Linked DNA regions of Homo sapiens: all the other regions are linked to region 2. The links are chromatin loops, found by intact Hi-C in ENCODE. Cell type or tissue: IMR-90. All regions are shown on one strand.

Region 1 (4,000 bases), 570 kb before region 2:
AGCTTGTATAATTTCTGCTGTAACCCTCCCTCCCTCTGGAAAGTTAAGAATTTTAGAAAAATTTAAAGTAAAAAAAATTTTCTCAAGTCAACTCAAGTCCAAAAATATTTATTGAGCTAGATGCCACGAGAAGCTACAAGAAAAATCTAAGCTGTTGCTCCCCTCAGGTTTTCAATATCAACGTCATTGAGAAGGTCAGATGTTTCACACAACACAGAGCAACTATGAGACATTCTGAGTTTGGGCCAAAATGAGTATTTCTAGAGGCAGTACTTTGTGAACGAAATGGCCTTTGTGTATGTCTGCTTCACATTTCCTTTTGCTGCCAATCATAATGATTAAAAAAAGAGCAATGAAGCCTTGAAGTTCATGGAATCTACCAGCCACATGTCCTATAAAATACTAATTCTCTTGTCTTGGGGTGAGCTGTGGGTTGCTTCCAAGCAAACACTCAGCTATCTTCTTTCTGGCTCTCTGCATGAAGTTCACCTCTCCCCTCTCCCTGCGTATGGTGGTATACTCATAAGCCTTCAGCTTGCTGTAGTAATCAGAAAACTTGTTGTAGAGGATGGAAATGGGCATCCCGTTGAGAATGATCCCAAAAGCAATGCAGAGGAAGGCAAAAAACCTGCCCAGGTGGGTCTCTGGGTACATGTCTCCGTAGCCCACGGTGGAGATGCTCACCTGTAGAGGAAGGAAAGCAGGATGGAATTGTTAGCACTAAGATCGGGGAGGAGAAGAAAGGGAGAGGAGCAAGCAGGGAAGCGTCCTCCCTGTGGGTACACATGGGAAGTGTAATGGCTTCCCACGGAGCCTGCTTTAGGAGGTACCAGGAAGACTCCCTCTAGGACCTGTGTCATGAAAAGAACAGAAGCTATGGATGGAGCTGAAAGACTTTGGCTGAAATCCTGACTACGACTCATGCATGTTTGAATGTAAGATATGGGAGGAGGAGGTAATACCTACTTGAAATGGTTGCTGTAAAGAGCATTTAAAATAGTATGTTAAGTACCTGATGTAGAACGTGCTCAGTAAATGATCTTTGCCTCCCTAACTCAGCTGGCACCAGATTCAGGAAAGCAGGTCCCTGGGTTTGCCTGTACACTGTATGTATTGGAAAAATCTTGGGCTTAGAACAGTCAGACCTGGGTTCAAGTCCTGACTCTGAACCTTTCCAGTTGAGTGACCTGGGGCAAAACCTTCAGACTCTCTCTCTCTCTTTTTCTTTTTTTCTTTTTTTTTTTTTTTATTTAAAACAGGAGAAAACCATCTAACTCTTAGGATTCTTGTGAAGGCTAAATAAGAAAATGAATATAAAGCACTGAACACAGTACCAGGCATACAAAAGGCATGAAACTCCTCCATTGTCTTCCTCTCATCTTTAAAATGAAGACAGTTATAACACTTTTCAAAGTTGTTACGTAGTTCAAATGAGAGACTTTATGTGAAGGTGCTTTAATTGCAGATGTCTGGAGAAACACTCTCATTATTTTGTAAAGGGACTTTTGTAAGACATCACTCACCAAAAATATGTTCACCCCTGCATGAAATACTTCCCATTACTCTTGTCATACTGATTTAAATCCCACTAATTGGAGACTTATTTAGGTTAACAAGCTTCTGTTTTAAAATGCAGATACCATGGGACTAGTTATCAGTTACCAGAGAAAACCCTGTGAAAATTCCTTGGGGACTGTTTTTTATGCCTCATGTACTCCCTCTGATCCCCAGAGTATTGGCTAAATTACTAGAAGCCTTTTAAGCAGAGCTGTTGGTCACAGTTGTAAACATTTTTGCGTTGCACTACTCCAGGGGGGCACTCTTTGCTTTGTGTATTTGGGTAGTTGTTGCCATAATTTTCCAGCAGACGGCAGTAAAGCATATGGTCATCTTGTTGATCCGTGCTGAGGTGGCCGTTAGCTTAGCAGTGTAAATATTTTTGTTTTGATGATGTAAGGGTTAGTTTGAACCTGGAATAGTGCAGTTGACTGATTAGAATGAAATGGAGAAGTGAGCCAGCTGCACAAAACTGAGGGCACTGATGAGAACCACAGCTCCATCCAGCCCACGAAAAAAGGAAGGGTATGCCTCCTTTTTGAGGCTGATGATGCACCTCCTGTCACTCACTGCCCTGTCTCTTGTGAGAGGTCATGCAGCCTTTTTCTGCAGAGTCAAAATACAAGCAGGCATCCAAGAGAGGTAATGTGGTGTAGATAAGCTGAAGGAAACGGACTACAGTAGACTTGTGGGTCTGAATCCACTTCCCAGCTGAATAAGTTGGGCAGATCACCTAAATTCTCTTGGCCTCAGTTTCTACTTTTGAAATGTGTGGTATCTACCTCACAGAGTTGTTATAGGAATTGAAGGAGTGCCTGGCACAGGGTGTGTAAGCAATAATATTATTATATATATATCATGTATGCAATCCCAGGGTCCCCCATGCTGAAGCTGGCCTCCACTGAGAAGAGGCAAAGACCAACATTTATTGAGTGCATTCTACACCAGCAACTCTATATACGTTATGCTTATCAGACCCTCAGGCTGTGGAAACAAGCTCCTCCCTGACTCTGCCCTCTGGCTCCAGTAGAGAATATCCTTCTCCCAACTTCTGGACCAAGGGGTGATGTGAGGCAGTGATAAAGTGAGATTGTGGGTTAATCTCAAAGTCCTCTTGGTTGCATGAGTGGGTGTGTCTTTTTTTTATTTAAGTTCTAGGGTACATGTGCACAACGTGCAGGTTAGTTACATATGTATACATGTGCCATGTTGGTGTGCTGCACCCAGTAACTTGTCATTTAACGTTAGGTATATCTCCAAATGCTACCCCTCCCCCCTCCCCCACCCCACAACAGGCCCTGGTGTGTGATGTTCCCCTTCCTGTGTCCGGGTGTGTGTTTCTTGTCATTGACCACACCAAAAGTCAAAGAACCCCAGGCTGATCTCTCTCCAGTTGTGTGAGCTGAACAATAGCTTTCATTTGTCACTAACACCATGACTCACACCTCTGGATGAAAGTTTAGTCAACCTTCCCTGGAGGAGGCCTAAAGGGAGTTTGGATTTAGGAGTGAGTGACAGGAAGGGGTAGTTTAGAACAGCGGTCCCCAACCTCTTTGGCACCAGGGACCGGTTTTGTGGACGACCATTTTTCCCATGGACGGGGTTGGGGGAGGGGATGGTTTCGGGATGAAACTGCTCCATCTCAGGTTGTCAGGTATTAGTTAGATTCTCATAAGGAGCAAGCAACCTAGATCCCTCCCATGCGCAGTTAACAATAGGGTTCCCACTCCTATGAGAATCTAACGCTGTGGTTGATCTGACAGGAGGCAGAACTTAGGCGGTAATGATTGATGGCCCTCCACTCATCTCCTGCTGTGTGGCCGGGTTCCTAACAGGCCACAGACAAGTACCACTCCACAGCCCGGGATTGGGGACCCCTGGTTTAGAACATGAGACATCCACGGAAGTCCAATGCAGAGGCCTTGGAGGAAACAAGTCACTTAAGGGTTCAGGATGGCGGGGATGGGAGAGAGTAGGAAGACACTGAGGAAGAAAATAATTAAGATAAACTGCTTATTTTCAACTTTTGATCATTCTGCACACTGGCTTTGCTTCACCCTTAAGCCAAACTTCTTTTTTTTTTGGCTGAACTTTGAGTGAAAAGTCAAAAGCAAAGAGAATTGGCTTAAAGAAGAATAAATATCTGATGTGTATAATATGATCCAAATATTTTTGTATATCTTCAATCTCTATTTTTAGAGAACAGATCTCTTCTGCTAGGAGGCTATGTGTGACTGGTCCCCAATAATTTGTTGAAAATGTACAGTTAATTTATATGTTGTCTATTTCGTGAATAATTTGACTCAACAAGTGATCTGTTTCTTGTTCCTTGGCTCCAGGAGGAACTCAGGATTCCTTGGCTTTGGGGAACTTTTTTTCCACATTCCATAGGCCAAGCCATTTCTCCCTAGATGGGAATTAAAAGCTGAAGGCCCCAGACTGA
Region 2 (4,000 bases):
CGATCCTACAGTGTTCAGATAACCACTATGAAGGAGGCGAGATCTGATGAGTTATGAGGAAAAAGGAAAAGGAAAAAAAAAAAAAAAGCTTCACATTATTGCATTAATATTCATTTGCCTAAAAGCAGGACACCCACTATACAGCTAAACACACTGCAGCTAAGCGAAGATTAAGAAAAGGAAATTGTCCCGCATATCTTGGAGGCTGAACATGCTAATAATAAATACAGCATGCAAGGCTGTCAACAGTTAATGGTATTGCTCTCCTCAAGCACCCAGTTGCACACAGAAATACGGAGAACACCGGCTTTTGATGTGTTACACACCTACACATGCCTGGGATGTAGTTCTACTGAATCTTCAAGACGGCAACGAAAAAGGATATTTACCTTACCACTATCAGCAGGCCGGCTATCAGAAATCACAGTTAGTGGGGATAAAATTAACAAGCCAGCAAAGCAGCGAGCTGCTAGTCTCTTCATCAGCTGATCAGGAAAAAAAAGAGAGCTGGGGAAAGGCTGTGTTTTCATATACAAGTAATTTTATTTTACTGAAAATTTAATACTGAAAGGATTGTGGATACTCAAATCTGCTGTTTCATGCTACCTACTACAAGGCCCGAAGGCTTCCTCCTTCAGCCTGTTTTAATATTGACAACTACTTATCATATTTTTTTCCCCTTATTATTCCAGGCAGCAGAATTAGAGATTTTAGCTCAGATGGTTTCTGAGTCTTGCTCGCATTTTAACAATTAAGCCAGTAAGAAAACAAATTAATATTCAAATTTATTTTAAAAAATTAAAACAAGGTATGCTTTTTTGGTATTTTGTACCTTATTTTTTAAAAAATAGCAGCATGGTTTGGAGCAGTCTAAATGATTTTTAAAACAGAAGACAATTTTTTAAGAAAATTAAATGCATGTAAATAAAAGCAATGTACATGTTCTAAGATTCAAATATTTTAACATAATATGTTATTCTGCTCTTTAAAGAAAATTCAGAACAACTGTAACACTTCACTTTCAGTTTCATGCTGTAAAATTTTTCATTGTTTTTCTTCTCACTGAGATAAATGAAGTTGGGGGGAGTTGTAAAAAGGATATTTCTACTCTCACCCCGCCTTAATTTTGAAAAGAGGGAAAAAGCATAAGCTTGTGATATTTGGACTTTTAAATCTCTAAATCTGTGAGTAGCTAAGAAGCGAAAACAAATTAAATTGCAAACAGAACAACTGAAACAATTTTTATTACAACTGCTAATACGTGCAGATTCTTATTAAATTTAGGTTTTGGAATTACAAGGAAACACACAAAGTACTGACCATTATTCCCCTCAAACTAAGGTTTTATGCAGGAATGCAGAGAGCTACAAAACATCTTCCCTCCTCCCCAAAGACCCCAAACACATCCATATGCAGTGCTTTATGTTCTGTGATTTCTAAGGGTCTTTTTCTAATGGAAATCAATTCACTAAACACTTCCCAATGCTTTTCGCACATAAAGAGTAGAGTAAGATTACTCCTGCATGTAAGTAAAATTATTCATGGAGATTTTAAACTGTTCTTTTATTTTAAAAAATTATTTACTAAACTGGCTCAACTGACTCAAACTCAGCGCTGGGGGCTGGGGGGTCACACACAAAAAAAACCCCAAAACTTGCTACACAATGCTAAAGTACTACCCCCAAAAAGAATTCCCTTCCAAACCTTTTACCAGCACAATAATGAAATAAATCACAGAAGCAAACCCCCAGTTTCCGACTGGTGACGTGTTGCGCAAGAGTGCGAGCCCTAATTCAACATACAGACGGCTCCCATGCTCAACTGCCTCTAGATTTAATGAAGTGAATAGGAAGGAAGTCGGGGAAAAAAAGTGTACAAATAAGAAATTAACACTTTCCTTCCCTACCGAGACGGTGAAACACAACTACAGCGAAGTTTAGTGAGGCACCTCTTTTCTTAAAGGCACACTGCACCCGTTTGGCTCCGGATGTCACGAAAAAAAACCCATATGGTGGTAAAAATCCCCAGTCAAGTTAAAACAGTTAAGCATATTTCAGCCTGCGTTTTTCCTGAATGAAGCTGGGAATTACTCCTTCCTCCACTGGATGGCAACCTTTTTTTTTTTTTTTTTTTTTTTTGGCCCTCTTTCTCTCTTTTCTTTCTTTCAATTTTGCTTAAAAGAAAATGTTTTTCATGACTCAGGGTGTGCAAGAACGAGATGCAAACTAGCTCCCTCTTCAATTAGTTCTTATGAAAGCGGCGTGCACGTTCTGACAGCAAAATGCAGGAGACAGTCATGCAGGATTAGCTGTTCTAGAGGAAACGCTTTGCAGCTAGCAAAGCACATGGCAGACCCGGGAAGCAGCCACACGTGGGTCCAGTCGTGGCCCTCTCATCCTGACACACACCAACCACATCTTTACTGCGTGACGGCAGGTCCAGAAAGTCAGCCTCAGGCGCCTTCTTCTCAACCCGGTGGTGTAAAGAATTGCTGTTATGCGTGGTTCACAGTATCACAAAGCAGAGGGGATCCATGATTATGAATAGGTAAACAGGGACACGCAAACAAAAAGCCCCAAGCCAACTCCTGCGCATCGTTTCCACCTCCGCCTCTCCAAGTCCACCAAGCCATGTGGCACAGTCCTTACAGTGGAACAAACCATCTTAACACTGAAAGGAGCAATTCTAAAGATATCCAGACAAGGCATGGAAATTTCTTCCATGTGCAACGGGAAAAGTCAGTACTCAAACACTAACTCTGCTATTTCAGTATCATATTTCTGTCCACTGACACTTTCTCTTTCTCCCTCTGGGGATCCTCCTCCCTTAGGAACTCTAGTTGGATTCCAGAAGAGGACCCTGGGATGCTGCTGGGCATGGGGGTGGGGTTATAGAGCCCAGGGCTAAGCGTTAAAGAATGCAGGTTAAGACCACTACATTATACTGGTGCTTTCTGGGGACAGCTCACACATCACCAAACTTGATTCCAAAATTCAGACAGGCTAAACCTCCCTCGTGCCCTGCTGAGATCCTGGAAGCCAATAATACAGTAATGATCCCCCAAACAAGAAAAGCAATGGCAACAAAATAGTGGAATTTTACATTTACATTTTCATATATGAGAGATTTTCTTACAATATAAATATTAAACAACAACAAAGTTGAACATAGAGCTCGTCCTCAAAGATGCTACGTTATTTTAATCGGTTTAATGCATACTGTAGCACTTTTGGATGCAGAATTTCAGACTCAGGGCTTTGGACAGTAAGTTTTTGATTATTACTGTCTCCACAAGCAACCTGTTAGAAAAACTGACATAAAATCAAATTCCCTAAAGTGAAATAATCTAGACGCAAAAAAGCAAATACTGTATGATTTCAGAGATGAGAAAAGAGAACAGTGGTTACCAGCGGCTGAGGGAAGACGGCCGGGGAGTTAGTGCTTAATGAGGTCAGAATTTCAGTTTGAGATAACGGAAAAGTTCTGAAGATGGGATGTTGGTGATGGTTGCACAACAATGTAAATGTACTTCATGTTACTGAAATGTACACTTGAAATGGCTACAATGGGCCAGGTACGGTGGCTCATGCCTGTAATCCCAGCACTTTGGGAGGCCAAAGCAGGTCAATCACCTGAGGTAGGGAGTTTGAGACCAGCCTAACCAACATGGAGAAGCCCCATCTCTACTAAAAATACAAAATTAGCCGGGCATGGTGGCGCATGCCCTGTAATCCCACCTACTCAGGAGTCTGAGGCAGGAGAATTGCTTGAACCTCGGGAGGCTGAGGTTGCAATTAGCCAAGATTGTGCCATTGCACTCCAGCCTGGGTAACAAGAGCAAAACTCTGCCTCAAAAAAAAAAAAAAAAAAAAAAAAAAAAAAAAGTCTAAAATGGTAAACTTTATGGTATTTTCCCATAAGAAAAAAAAGTCCCTGAAAAGAAACCAAATTATCTAAATTAAGGAACAACTTAACCCCAATTAAACCCCAACAACTGCAG
Region 3 (4,000 bases), 400 kb before region 2:
CCAGCCATATTGGAGGTCCATTGTATGTTATTTGTTTCTCTTCTCTTGCTGCTTTTAGGATCCTTTCTTTGTCCTTGACCTTTGGAAGTTTGATTATTAAATGACTTAAGGTAATCTTTTTTGGGTTAAATCTGCTTAGTGTTCTATAACCTTCCTGTACTTGAATATTGATATCTTTCTCTAGTTTTGGGAAGTTTTTTGTTATTATCTCTGAATGAACTTTTTACCCATATCTCACTCTCTACCTCCCTTTTAAGGCCAGTAACTCTTAGATTTGCCCTTTTGATGCTACTTTCTAGATTTTGTAGGCCTGCTTCATTGTTTTTTTATTCTTTTTTCTTTTGTCTCCTCTGTATTTTCAAATAGTCTGTCTTCAAGCTCACTAATTCTTTCTTCTGCTTGGTAATTTCTGCTACCAAGAGACTCTCATGCATTCTTCAGTATATCAATTGCATTTTTCAGCTTCAGAATGTCTGATTCTTTTTAATTATTTCAGTCTCTGTTAAATTTATCCGATAGCATACTGAAATCCTTGTCTGTGATCCTCAACACAGCTATTTTGAATTATCTGTCTGAAAGGTCACATATTTGGCTCTCCAGGATTGGTCCCTGGTGTCTTATTTAGTTCATTTGGTGAGATCATGTTTTCCTGGATGGTCTTGATGTTTATAGATGTTTGCTGGTGTCTGGGCATTGGAGAGTTAGGTATTTATTGTAGTCTTTGCAGTCTTGGCTTTTTTTATACCCATCCTTCTGGAGAAGGCTTTTCAGATATTCAAAGGGACTTGGGTATTGTTATCTATGTTTTTGGCCACCGCAGCCATGTCTGCATTGGGGGTGCACCACGCGTCCAGTAACGCTGTGGCTCTTGCAGCCTTGTAGAGGTACTGCCGTGGTGGTCTTCGATAGGATCCAGAAGAATTCTCTGGATTACCAGGCAGAGACTCTTACTCTCTTCTCTTACTTTCTCCCAAACAGAGTCTTTCTCTCTTTCTGTGCAGAGCTGCCTGGAGCTGGGGGAGGGGTGACACAATCATCCTTATGACGACCACTAGGACTGTACTGAGGCAGACCTGAAGCCAGCACAGCACTAGTCTCACCCAAGGCTCACTATAACCACTACATGGCTACTGCCTATGTTCACTCAAGACCTTAGGGCTCTACGATCAGCAGGTGGCAAAGCCAGCCAGGCTTTTGTTCTTCCCTTCAGGGTGATGAGTTCCCCTTGGTCCTAGGTAGGTCCAGAGGTGCCATTTGGGAGCAGGGCCTGGAATCAGAAACCTTAGGAATCTAGCTGGTGCTCTGTTCTACTGCAGCTAAGCTGTCACCCAAGCAACAAGAAAAAGTCCTTCCCACTTTTATCTACCCTTTCCACAAACAGAGGAGTCTGTCCCCATGGCCACCACTGCTCCAGACACATGGGAAGCACTGCCTGGCTACTGTCAATGTTTACTCAAGGCTCAGGAGCCCTTCAGTTGGCTTGTGGTGAATGCTGCCACTCCTGGGACTCTTCCTTCAGGGAAGGGGGCTTCCCTTTGGCCCAGAGCAGGTCAGAAATTCTGTCTAAGAGCCAAGGCCAAGGATGTCCCTTAGCCTCAGGGACCCTAAGATCCTGCTTGGTACCTTCTGTGGCCAAGCTGGTACCTAGGCTGCAAGACAAAGTCCCCTTTACTCTTTCTTCTGCTTTTCTCTATCAGAAGGAGGCTCTCCTTGTAGCCACCACAACTGGTCCATCTTAGAGTTAAACACTAGACCCATGGCAGGTACTGCCTGGCTACTGCTGCTGATTATTCAGGGCCCATGGGCTCTGTAGTCAGCAGGTGATGAATCCAATCAGGATTGTGTCCCTCCCCTCAACGCAACAGATTCCCTTCTGGCCCAGGATATGTCTAGAAATGTCATCTTAGAGCTAGGGCCTGGAATGGGTGCCTCAGGACTCTGGGCAGTGCCCTATTCTATTGTGGCTGAGCTGGTATCCAAGCTGTAAGACAAAGTCTTCTTTATTCTTCCCTCTCCTCCCCACAAACAGAAGGAAAGAGTCTCTTTCAGAGGCTGCAAGCTGCACTGTGCAGGGTTGAGGGAGAGATAGCACAGACACTTTCTTGGCTGCCCCAGATGGTATTGCACTTAGTCACATGCTTCCCAAGTCCACTGGCTCTGAGCCCAGCACAGCATTAGGATTTGCCTAGGAGTTGCTGTTCTTGTGGCCTAGACTGCATTTCACTGTTATTTAGGACCCCAGAACACTTTAGCCTGCGATGGTGAGGCTTGCTGGAACTTGAGTTTTGACCATTGAGATGGACAATTTTTTTCTAGCTAGGGGTGGTCTAAACGTTCCCTCTGTGGACGTCAGCTGAGTTCTTCCCAGTGTTGCTTCCCACTGTAACAGGGCAGCACTGAATTCCAATGTAAATTCCCTAAATTACTGTGCTCTCCCTCCTCCAACACACATATTCTCTTTTTGTGCTACACGGCTGCTGCCAGGGGGTGTGGGAGGGGTGGCATTGGCAGTTCAAGACTGTCTTTCCTATCCTCTTCAGTGCCTCTTTCAATGATATGAAGTTCAAGCCAGGTACTGTGATTGCTCACCTGATTTTGTTCTTATGAAGGTGCTTTTTTTGTGGAGATTGTTGTTAAATTTTGTGTTCCTTTAGAGGTCAATTGGTGGAGCCTTCTATTTGTAGATCTTGCTCTACCTCTCTAGACAATTTTTTAGTTAGGTTGTTTATTTTCTTATGGTTGAGTTTTAAGAGTTTTTTGTATATTTCAGATAATAGTTCTTTATCACATTTGTCTTTTCAAATATTTTCTCCCAGTCTGTGTCTTGCCATTTCATTTTCTTGACAATGTCCTTCATAGAGCAGCAAGTTATAGTTTTAATGAAGTCTAGCTTATTAATTATTTCCTTCACAGTTCACGCCTTTGGTGTTGTATCTAAAAACTCATCTAAAAAACCAATGTTGTCTAGATTTTCTCCTATGTTATCTTCTAAAGATTTTATAGTTTTACATTTAAGTTTATAACCTATTCACGTTAATTTTTCTGATGGGAGTAAGGTCTGTTTCTAGTTTTGTTTTGTATTGTTTTGTTTTGCATGTGGATGTCCAGTTGTTATAGCACAACTTATTGAAAGACTATCTTTTCTTCCTTGTAATAGCCTTTCTTCCTTTGTGGTCTATCTTCGTGAATTTTCCATGTGAGATTGGCGGGAGTGTACATTCTGCTGTACTGGATAAAGTATTCCATAGATGCCCATTATTTCCATTTAATTGATGGTATCGTTGAGTTCAGCTATACCCTTACTGATTTTCTGCCTGCTAGATCTGTTCATTCCTGATACAAGAGTGTTGAAGTCTTTAACTACAATAGTGGATGAATCTATTTCTCCTTACAGCTCTATCAGTTTTTGCCGCACATATTTTGACACTCTGTTGTTAGGTACATACATATAAGGATTATTATGTTTTTTTGGTGAATTTACTCCTTTATCATTATGTAATACATTTTTTATCCCTAATAATTTTCTTTGCTCTAAAGTCTGCTCTGTCTGAAATTGATATAGTGAATCTCACTTTCTTTTGATTAGTGTAAGCATGTTATATCTTTCTTCATCCATTTACTTTTAATTTACATGCATCTTTATATTTAAAGTGAGTTTTTTCCAAGATGAAATATTTGAAATACCAGATAAAGAAATCAAAAGGTTGATTGTTAAGTTACTCAAGAAAATGCAAGAGAAAGGTAAAAACCAACATAAAGAAATTTAAAAAACAATTCAGGATGTGAATGAAAAAATTTTCTAAAGAGATAGATATTTTAAAGAAATACCAATCAAAATTTCTGGAAATGAAAGACACCTTTAAAGAATTACAAAATGCAGTGGAAAGTGTTAACAGCAGACTAGACCAAGTAGAAGAGAGAATTTCAGAGCTTGAAGACAAGGCTTTTGAATTAAACCAATCAGACAAAAATAAACAAAAAAAAGAAATGAACAAAGTTT

Evidence for each region. A loop is a pair of places that touch in the nucleus more often than their neighbours do. Peaks named below come from ENCODE experiments on the same cell type or tissue, not always from the same donor. Only the 100,000 strongest peaks of a DNase experiment are listed, where the experiment ranks them.
Region 1: it touches region 2 in a loop (9-fold over the local background); 2 of 110 quality-filtered maps call a loop at or near these places.
Region 3: a loop joins it to region 2, with 2.5 times the contacts of the local background. A loop is called at or near these places in 3 of 110 quality-filtered maps.

The regions. Positions count from the first base shown.
Region 1 is chr9:2,726,130-2,730,129 of GRCh38, reverse strand. KCNV2 (potassium voltage-gated channel modifier subfamily V member 2) reads right to left here. Exons shown (of 2, transcript NM_133497.4): 2 at 93-684. The coding sequence ends at 403. Among named protein-coding and RNA genes, the nearest start is that of KCNV2, 11 kb to the right of the region's middle. RefSeq lists a silencer at 2,467-2,761. In IMR-90, a CTCF peak has its summit at 1,860 (motif pointing right); DNase peaks (open chromatin) are centred at 899 and 1,879.
Region 2 is chr9:2,156,299-2,160,298 of GRCh38, reverse strand. All of the region lies in intron 27 of SMARCA2 (SWI/SNF related BAF chromatin remodeling complex subunit ATPase 2), which reads right to left. Among named protein-coding and RNA genes, the nearest start is that of SMARCA2, 140 kb to the right of the region's middle. In IMR-90, a CTCF peak has its summit at 2,061 (motif pointing right); DNase peaks (open chromatin) are centred at 1,938 and 2,358; H3K4me3 peaks cover 2,523 bases; H3K27ac peaks cover 2,513 bases.
Region 3 is chr9:2,557,807-2,561,806 of GRCh38, reverse strand. The region is part of intron 1 of VLDLR-AS1 (VLDLR antisense RNA 1); the gene reads left to right. Among named protein-coding and RNA genes, the nearest start is that of VLDLR, 62 kb to the left of the region's middle. In IMR-90, no CTCF peak of the experiment used is centred here; a DNase peak (open chromatin) is centred at 2,136; H3K27ac peaks cover 1,511 bases.